2 separate regions of the Homo sapiens genome follow, and region 2 is linked to region 1. Evidence: chromatin loops called from intact Hi-C (ENCODE). Cell type or tissue: heart left ventricle. All regions are shown on one strand.

Region 1 (5,000 bases):
TAGACAATTAGGCAGTTTATATGAAATCATACATCTGGTAAGGAAATATTTTCAAAACGTTTAACTGACACCTTCTTCCTGTGGTGTAATTTCATTAAATTAAAAACATGGGCTATGTTTTCCAAAAAGATAATATAGTACAACTTAAACTATGGCCAACTTAATTTATTTGAATAAAGACCAAAACATACTAAAAGTATAGCAAGCACTCTTATTACTGGAAAAGTAATATGCTTGAGAAGTTTTATGAGAAATTGTTCTGCTGGAAATAGTGAGTACATTTTTTAATGTAAAATAAGAACACATGGCCTGAATTTAGGGTAGAACATTGAAGCAGATACTATTCTAAATTTTGAGCTGTGCATCTATCATAACCTAGAGCAACAAAATTATAAGGTTTACAATTCTAAGTTGTTTCATCCTGTTCATATGTTGATGAACTAAAAATCTTATTTGTTTCTTTCTTCTTCTCGTTAACTTACCCAATGATGTTTTAAGTTATTTAATGTATGCAAGTAGTTTAAAGGTAGTGACTATGGTTTTATCTTTGTTCCTCTAGAGCACATAGGAGACAAATTTGACACTGTGGTCCAGGATAGTGTATTCTTAAGTAGAAGAAAGTCAAAGTTTGTTTTGTTTTATTTTTTCCTAATTTAAGCAACTCAATGATATTCATTACTTTCATTAATATCCATAAAACAGAGATATGTACTTTATTACATACAAAGGAAGAAGTGGTATAACCAATTTTGAAAACAGCATGCCGGTTTCCTAAAAAGTTAAGCAGACACTTGTCATATGACAATTCCCCTTTACCAGCCCTTACCCTCTTAGCTTATACTCAAGATAAAAGGAAATACACATCTCTACAGAGATTAGTACACAAATGTTCATAGAGTCTTTATTTGTAATAATCCCAAGCTGGAAAAAAACCCATAAATCCCCATCAATAGAAAAATAGATAAACTATGGCATATCCAAACCTTGGAATATCACTCAGCAATCAAAAGGAATGAACTCATACATAGAACAATGTAGATGAATCTCAAAATGATTATTGAAAGGGAGAAGCGCTAGACGCACCCTCACCAAAAACAGTGTTCATATTGTATGAATCCAGATAGAAAATATGAACTAACTTACAGTGACAGAAAACAGATTAGCGGTCACTTCAGGGAGAGAGAAAACAGAGAATAATGGGGAGGGGAGGTATTACAAAGGAGCACAAGAAAAGTTTTAAGGGAGCACAAATTTTGTTGCAGTTATGTATGTGAAACTTATCAAATTATATGACTTAAATAAGTAGTTTATTAATGTTAATGATACCTAAAAGCTTTACATTTAAAAAAACTAAATTTAATGAAGAAGAATGACTGTGAAATCAGTAATTTAATATTATTTTTAATAGGCTGAACTGTGTATCATCTGTAAGCAAAGCTATTTCTTTGCCCCCTTAGAATAGCTACTAGAGTACAATTGTCCTATATTCACATTTTTTTCCGGAATGTACTTAACAGATTGTAACTGCCTGATGAATGCAATCTAAATAATTTTTAAAATGCGTTTCTTTTATTTGCCATGTGCTTGACTTACAAGTATATCTTAAAATGTTTTTTTGTTCTAATTTTCTTTTAAACTTCTCTTAAAGTGGATATTTAATACCCACTAATAAGAGAAAACTGCATTTCAACAGTTCTGCCAAAGAGCTAGCTTTCTTTGCCATAGTATTATTAAATTATTGATTGTTCTTTTTCAGAAAGTCAGTTTAAATTACTGTTAGTTTCCAGAAATGGGCTGATTGTACTTGCATTCTTTTATAAACTTGTACAGAAGGAAAAATGATTACCCCATTCTCGAATTTCCCCATTTCCTAATCGTAACCAAAGGATCGTCCTATATATCAAGCTAATGTCTCTCCCTAACAGTTAACAACACTGTGACTCAACAGCTAGAAAATACTTACCCCAGGACTACTTGAGGAGACTATCAAAAATCTTAGAAACCATGGGCTCCACCTAGTGGCATTTTCCCAGTTGATATTATGGTTTTAAATCTAGCATTTAGCTTTCTGCACAAACCATTGTTTTTATTTAAATTCATTTAATAAAATTATAAAATAACACTATTCTACTTAAGTATTATTATTCAGTAGATTTGTGGTTTTAGTCATTTTTCTTTTTATGCAACCTTACTACTATAGTGCTTAGTATCATGCTTTTGATTTGTTTGATTATTCTAAATGGAAATAAATGGGGATTATGTTTTAATAATAAGGAAGTAGAGAGATGTATTAATATATGATAGCATTTTCTAAAAAGGGAATCCATTAGCAAGTCTATATAATTTCTAGTATTATGTCTGAAGTAACTTATAAAGGAAACGAATCTAATGATTGTATCATATAAATTATACAAAGCAGTGATCTCATGATCGTAGTTTTAAGTTCTCTGCAGCTTTTTATTTGGAAACTATTCCTCTTTGAGACATTAAATTTCTTTACCAGAATACCATATTTTTACTTGAAGAGTTGTAATTACGCAAGACTAACATTTAAGCTGAAAAGTCATTCGTTAAATGCCAATTAAGATTTCTGAAGTCATACATTTTGCTTACCAGACAAATCAGAAGATACTCAGAGATTTAGATTGAGCAGCCTATCGAAAAAGCACATTCCATTTCCACTAGCTCAGACCATTAGGAAAATGTGGGTTACCTGACAAGTCAGGAAGGGCTTTTAAATACTCTACAAAACTTCTGAGAAGCATATCTTGAGCCAGGAACCGTGCACTCATCCTCAGTTCCTTTCATCTGTACTTTAAATTGCTTTACTTCCCTCCCTGATATTCCCTCAGGTCATTTGCCAACCCACATACATGTACCTGGGAGTGTTCATGGACACACACACACAGTTTTCCTAGTGCCTCTGATTATAGCTGAAATACATTCAGCCTTTTACCTCATACTAAGCAGAGGGATTGATGGAAGAAAATTCCAGGGCAACCAAGGGTGGAGGCTAGGGATTGGTAAAGACAACGTTCCTGATGGATGCATTTTTTTTTTTTTTTGAGATGGAGTCTTGCTCTGTTGCCCAGGCTGGAGTGCAGTGGTGCTATCTCGGCTCACTGCAACCTCTGCCTCCCGGGTTTCAAGTGATTCTCCTGCCTCAGCCTCCCAAGTAGCTGGGAATACAGGCGCACGCCACCATGCACAGCTAATTGTTGTATTTTTAGTAGAGATGGGGTTTCACCATGTTGGCCAGGATAGTCTCCATCTCTTGATCTCGGCCTTGATCCGCCCACCTTGGCCTCCCAAAGTGCTGGGATTACAGGTGTCAGCCACCCCGCCCGGCCCAATGGGTGCATTCTTTACCGCTTTTCAAAACTGGATTGAGCCTCACAGTCTGCTAAGGTTTTCTGGGGCTAGCAGCCATCCAGCCCTTGCTGCATGGCTCTGGGTGAGTAGAGGATGCAGGCAAATCTACCCTCCCAGGGCCCTGGTGATTGCTGCTGCTCTGAGTTATGTAACTCCTGCTCACAGGCCCAACCAAGCAGAGTGATGATGCTACAATCACATCAGAGATTGTAAATGATGGGGTGATGATGAACAGGGGTTGCATTTTTTTTTTCTGTGTGCCCTGTATAGTTGTAGTCGCTGGCATGTCAGGTGATCAGTAAAGACTGAAATAGAAAAAGAAAAGAAAAGGAACAATTCTTGTCCCCTAGTCCCTGCTCTACTACTGAGTTACTATGTAACATTGTGCCATTTGCGGTTTGAATTAAAACATAAAATTAACGTGTGTAAGTATTTTCCCCCAAAACTAGGATGTGCATGTAAAAAACAATACCCATAAATGTTAATCATTAATAGCTTAGAAGGTGCTTTTCTGAGAGTTGATTCAGGAGCATGCTGACTGCCTTTATGGATTTGAGGGCCTCCCCCACACTTTTTAGGAAGACCTCCAAGGTTTCACCCTGTGGCCAACCATGAAACTTTTGAATACATTCAAGACCTAGAAAGAGGAGGACAGTGCACGCTTTCTTCCCTTCCTCACTTGTTTGTTCAGGCTGATAACTAGGAAATCAAATGTAAACAATTCATGTATGAACTAAAACCAGTGCTCACAGTATTGAACATTTATTTGAGGAAGATGTTAAGAGTCATATATAAAATCTAATCATATGCATATGTTTTGTGGGACACACAGGAGCCATGTGGTTCTTATGGTTAGTAGGGATTTCACATGAGAGTCTAGAAGCTGAAGGCTTTGAATATGGTTGCCATAGAGACAAACAGGCAGTTTATAGAATCCCAAACCAGGAGGATTAATTTTAATAACTTCCATCAAGAAGCAATATAGCTTTATAGTTGATAGCACAGGCTCTGGTGCCAGGCTGCTGTGGTCCAAATCCTTACCGTCTAACAGATTATGTGTGTATACTCAGGACAGTTAATTAATTTTCCTTTACCTTAACGCTATTATCTATAATCTATAAAGCAAGTATAGCGTTAATCCAAACATGCATGGATTATTATGTGACTTAAGTGAATTGAGGTATTTTACGTATAAACTATACATTTATGTATATACATACAAACACATGTGCACACACATAAAAGAGCAACCTGAACCCAGGGAGTGCATAATACATATTATTTATTATTAGTCGACATAGTTATTAAGATTTGTAATGTTTTTTCACTTGTTGGGCAGAAGACAAAATGACTGCTTTTGTTCATCTGAGCCCTCTGGACACTGTATCATTATTTTCTCAGTATACAGATGAACACTGCTTCTTTGCTCCTTCTCCATCTTCTTGGCTCAAACAATTACTAACACTTGTTTCTAAGTAGATTCTAAATTGCAGAGAACAAGAGGCTTTAACTATTTTGGTTGTGAGATACCCCATGAAATGGAAGCTTGACATAAGAATATGGAAGTAGTAATGTGGAAGAAACACAATCTCACTCTTTCATCAACAGGAATTTTAGGGGCCTGTTAT
Region 2 (5,000 bases), 740 kb before region 1:
TCTAAAAACTGTTGTTTGTGTGTATAAAAACAAACCCACAAACAACTTGCTTGAAATAAAACAAATATGTTTTATTTTATCTGCAATTTTCAATTTTTGATCTTCCTAATCAGAACCCCATAAAATAGGAGAAAAATATCAGCTTGACTTTGAGCTTCTCCATTGTATTTTCCCTGGTGCAATTATTCAACTATAAATTCCCTCAGTTGTATTACACAGAGGGCATCAAGATAAGTTTTATTTAAAGAATTATAAAACTAAAAACAGGTTATTTATTTCTAAGAATTGTTTAGGTTCTATGTATTTACAAGGTGGTTGTAGTCCAAAATATAAATCACCAGTGATCTGTTAGGTCTTTGGAAAGGAAATGTTCTACGTTATAGAAGAAAAAGCTGAATTAAGTAAAAGCAAGTGAATTACTTCTTAATGCAAAAACCAAACTGTGTAGAGCAATAAAATATCAAAACCAAAAGAGACCTTAGAAATCATCTAGCCCAACATTCCTCCCTGACCAAAAAAAATTTTACAGAAGTCAGAGAAAATTGAGAACAAATAAATGGACGTGGCAAAAAAAAAGAAATAGATCGATAATATTAAAACATTTTGATAATGTATGTTTTTTAAAATTGGAGAATAAACCATACATGACAGGCTAGTCAGATTGCTGCCCATTTGATATGATTATTCGTGAAACTCAAAACGAATACTAGGATGAAAAAGTAAGTTATATGACAATGGAAATGTGTTTGTAGTTCTAGAATTAAACAGATAAATGCTTAAAAATCACTAAAAAATTATCCTTTTTAAATGTTAGGCACATAAAATTAATTAATTAAAGGGCATCAGGTGATTGGATAATGAAGCAGGAAAATATTCCCTGTCCTATTTCACAGTGTGGCAGTGTAGCAATGCACCATGTTGTATGCTTTCATATTAGTTTAAATATCATAACTAATTCAAAAAATTCGATGGGCAAATATTAACCATAAATACATATATATATATTTCCTGTGCATTTCTCTTTTCTGTACATATCAGTGGTTTCCAGATAAAGTTGAAATACAGAATGATTTTATCAGCTCTTTATGTACCTTGGAAAATATTTTTATTTCACAAATAATTTTGAAGTAAAATTTTGAATTATGAAGTAAAATTTAAATTAATTCTGAGTGAATGTGACGCTTTTTTCTTCTCATTCAATTTTGGTGTAAGAACATTTCCCAAGAAAATACTGGATGGTGTAACATTTTGATGGAATAAATAAATTCATTTACCTTTTCTAAACAAGTCAAAAAAAGCTTCTAGCTTTATAGATGAAAAATATTAACGAGTTAGATTAAAATACACAAACACAAAATATGAATCACAATATGGGCAAAATATATCTATGAGTATGCAATATTGTCAGGTTTTCTACATTACATAATGGCATTGGTATGTATAAAAACAGGGATATAAAAGAGTGAATTTCCTCTTTTGTTTTACAACTCAAATTATTTTTTAAAGAGATATGAATGAAATATGCAGCTGGGCCATCAACCAAAATAAAGATTCCATGCAAATAGCAGGCACAATTCTACCAAGCATAGAGAAAATAAACTCTTCTTTCAAAGGTTGCCAAAGCTGTTGTGTCAGATTCAATTCTTTTCCCAATGCCCTCACACCAAGATTTTTCTTTGGTGCTTGTTTTTGCAACTCATCCAAATCTTGGGGCAGTCTCCTCACTTTGCTTTTATTTGCCTGCACTTCCTTATTCACGTCTAACTCTGAACGCTCCTTCTACCCATGCTAAACCTGAGGAGGTACCTCTATTATACCCATGATACTAGGAAAAATTAGTGTTAGAAAAGGTCAGAAACTTTCCTACATGTAAGAAACTTGTCCAATATCTCACAGCTGACCTATGACAAAACTGGGTGTGTCCCCAGGTCTTGTTAGGTGCAGACCTCAGAGTCTCATTCCCTGGAGCTGCATCTGCTATAGGATAGAGCAGAATCAGTGATTAGAAATTTCGTTATAGATTGGTGAGTTTAAAGTAAAGGATAAGCAGTCTAAGAAAAAAAAGTTTGTTAACCAATCAGGGCTCTCCATAAAGAGTGCAGAAGTAATTATTGTGGAAATTATATTGGAAGGCATGGAAGGAAATGAGGAGTTTAAAAACACGGTGAGAAAGAAAAGAGCTAAGAACAAGATTTGAGGGGAAATTCTTATTTAAAGGTAGAATGAGAAAGTTGGTAACGGAATAAGCCCTATGTCCAGAACAGAAAAGGGACTCAATAAGTGTTCAATGAGATGTTGAAGAGAAAGAAAAAATACAAACCTATATAAATTGAGGACAATGGATGAAGTGGGAGAACGTATAAAGAAGCAATACGGAAGGAAGAATTATACCCACATTGTGAGACTGTTGACTTTTTCTTGGTGATATAGTGTATAAGTTCTTACTTATATTTATATAGCTAAGACATTTATTAGAAAGATAGTTAAAACATATTCCTGGACATTAAAGTCATGTAATAGGCACAGAATTATGATTTGTAATTGATTCAACATCCAGCTATAATATTCTTAGAGGTCGTGAGAAGCAGCTTTTCCATTTGAGCTTATGAGGAGGAGGAAACTCAAGAAAAAATAGTCTAGTTATTCATACTCCACTGAGTTCTCAGATAAATAAGGTGGAAGGAGGAATAGTGATAGAAACAGTAACAAAAAAAAACCCTTGACTCTATTCTTCAAGAAGGAATATCAACTTCTTGTAAATAACTTTACACTTGTAAAAATACTATATTCAACCTTCTCTTAGTACTTTGTATGTCATCTACTCTCTTTTAATTTTAACCTGGCAGCACATGTCTTTATTTAATGGGTCTGTTCTTTCCACCAGTTAATATTCCATCTAATGATTCTTTTATTTTTACTTAAGGCATCCCAAATGTAAGAAGTTAATTGCTCCAGGAACAATGCATTCAATGTTAAGCAAACTTTTGTTAAGTACATTTCCTTAAAAGGAAGAAAGCAGCAGCAGTCTTAAAATACTATCAATTAGCTTTGGCTTTTCCCAACTGTTGACGAAGTAAAAAAAGTGTTGATTAACCTTTTGTTGATGTCAACAATATAATTCATATTAACATGGGTCAATAAAATTATACTGTGTATTTTAGATGCTTTCAGTTTACTGACTGATAAAAAAAAATAGTCCTTTCAGTTTTAAGAATATACACATACCTGTTTATGAAAAGGGGCTAATGTAAACTACCATAATTTATTTTCTGTTCATAAATGTAGGAGTTTTATGTAAGCTTCTCTTTCTTTATCTAGAATATATTGAGGATAAATTAGATGATTTCTATAGTTCTCCCTAGTTTTAACATTCCAGAATCTATGTTCTCTTTTCTTTTTCCTCAATAGTTAATTAAAAGAATGATTTAAAGGACAACTGTATTTTCCACATCGCTTTTGTAAGTAGAGTTTCATAAGACTTTTTTTTTATTTTTTATTTCCATAGGTTATTGGGGAACAGGTGGTGTCTGGTTATATGAGTAAGTTCTTTAGTGGTGATTTGTGAGACTTTGGTGTACCCATCACACAGGCAATATACACTGCACCCAATTTATAATCTTTTATTCTTCACCCCCTTCCCACCCTATCCCCCTGAGTCCCCAAAGTCGATTGTGTCATTCTTATGCCTTTGCATCCTCATAGCTTAACTCCCACTTATGAATGAGAACATACGACGTTTTGGTTTTCCAATCTTGAGTTACTTTACTTAGAATAATAGTCTCCGATCTCATCCAGGTTGCTGTGAATGCTATTAATTCATTCCTATTTTATATCTGAGTAGTATTCCATCATATTTATATCTATATATGATACATATGATATATATATCTACATATGACATATATATCTGTAAATATGATATATATCTATATATGATATACAGATATATATGATGGAATACATATATGATGGAAAATATATATTTTATATATATATATATATATATCTCACAGTTTCTTTATCCACTCGGTGATTAATGGGCATTTGGGTTAGTTCCAAATTTTTGCAATTGCAAATTGTGCTGCTATAAACATGCATGTGCAAGTATCTTTTTCGTATAATGACTTCTTTTCCTCTGGGTAGATACCCAGTAGTGGGATTGCTTGATCAAATGGTAGTCCTACTTTTAGTTCTTTAAGGAATATCCACACCGTTTCTCGTAGTGGTTGTACTAGTTTACATTCCCACCAGCAATGTAGAAGTGTTCCTTGTTCACCGCATCCATGCCAACATCTATTATTTTTTGATTGCTTGATTATGACTATTCTTTCAGGAGTAAGGGGGTTTTGATTTGCATTTCCCTGATCATTAGCGATGCTGAGCATTTTTTCATGTTTTTTGGCCATTTATATATCTTCTTTTGAGAATTGTCTATTCATGTCATTAGCCCACTTTTTGATGGGATTGGTTTTTTCTTGCTAATTTGTTTGAGTTCATTGTGGATTCTGAATATTGGTCCTTTGTCAGATGTATAGATTATGAAGATTTTCTCCCACTTTGTGGATTGTCTGTTTACTCTGCTGACTGTTCCCTTTGCCCTGCAAAAGCTCTTTAGTTTAATTAAGTCCCAGGTATTTATTTTTGTTTTTATTGCATTTGCATTTGGGTTCCGGGTCATGAAGTCCTTGCCTAAACCAATGTCTAGAAGGGGTTTTCCAATGCTATCTTCTAGAATTTTTATAGTTTCAGGTCTTAGATTTAAGTCCTTGATCCATGTTGAGTTGATTGTTGTATAAGGTGAGAGATGAGGATTCACTTTCATTCTCCTACATGTGGCTTGCCAGTTATCTCAGCACCATTTGTTGAATAAGGTGTCCTTTCCCCACTTTATGCTTTTGTTTGCTTTTTCAAAGATCAGTTGGCTGTAAGTATTTGGATTTATTTCTGCGTTCTCTATTCTGCTCCATTGGCCTATGTGCCTATTTCTATACCAGTACTAT

Evidence for each region. A loop is a pair of places that touch in the nucleus more often than their neighbours do. Peaks named below come from ENCODE experiments on the same cell type or tissue, not always from the same donor. Only the 100,000 strongest peaks of a DNase experiment are listed, where the experiment ranks them.
Region 2: it touches region 1 in a loop (2.7-fold over the local background); 6 of 110 quality-filtered maps call a loop at or near these places.

The regions. Positions count from the first base shown.
Region 1 is chr4:124,331,247-124,336,246 of GRCh38, reverse strand. No RefSeq gene overlaps it. Among named protein-coding and RNA genes, the nearest start is that of LINC02516, 220 kb to the left of the region's middle. In heart left ventricle, a CTCF peak has its summit at 2,028 (motif pointing left); no DNase peak of the experiment used is centred here.
Region 2 is chr4:125,072,897-125,077,896 of GRCh38, reverse strand. No RefSeq gene overlaps it. Among named protein-coding and RNA genes, the nearest start is that of FAT4, 240 kb to the left of the region's middle. In heart left ventricle, no CTCF peak of the experiment used is centred here; no DNase peak of the experiment used is centred here.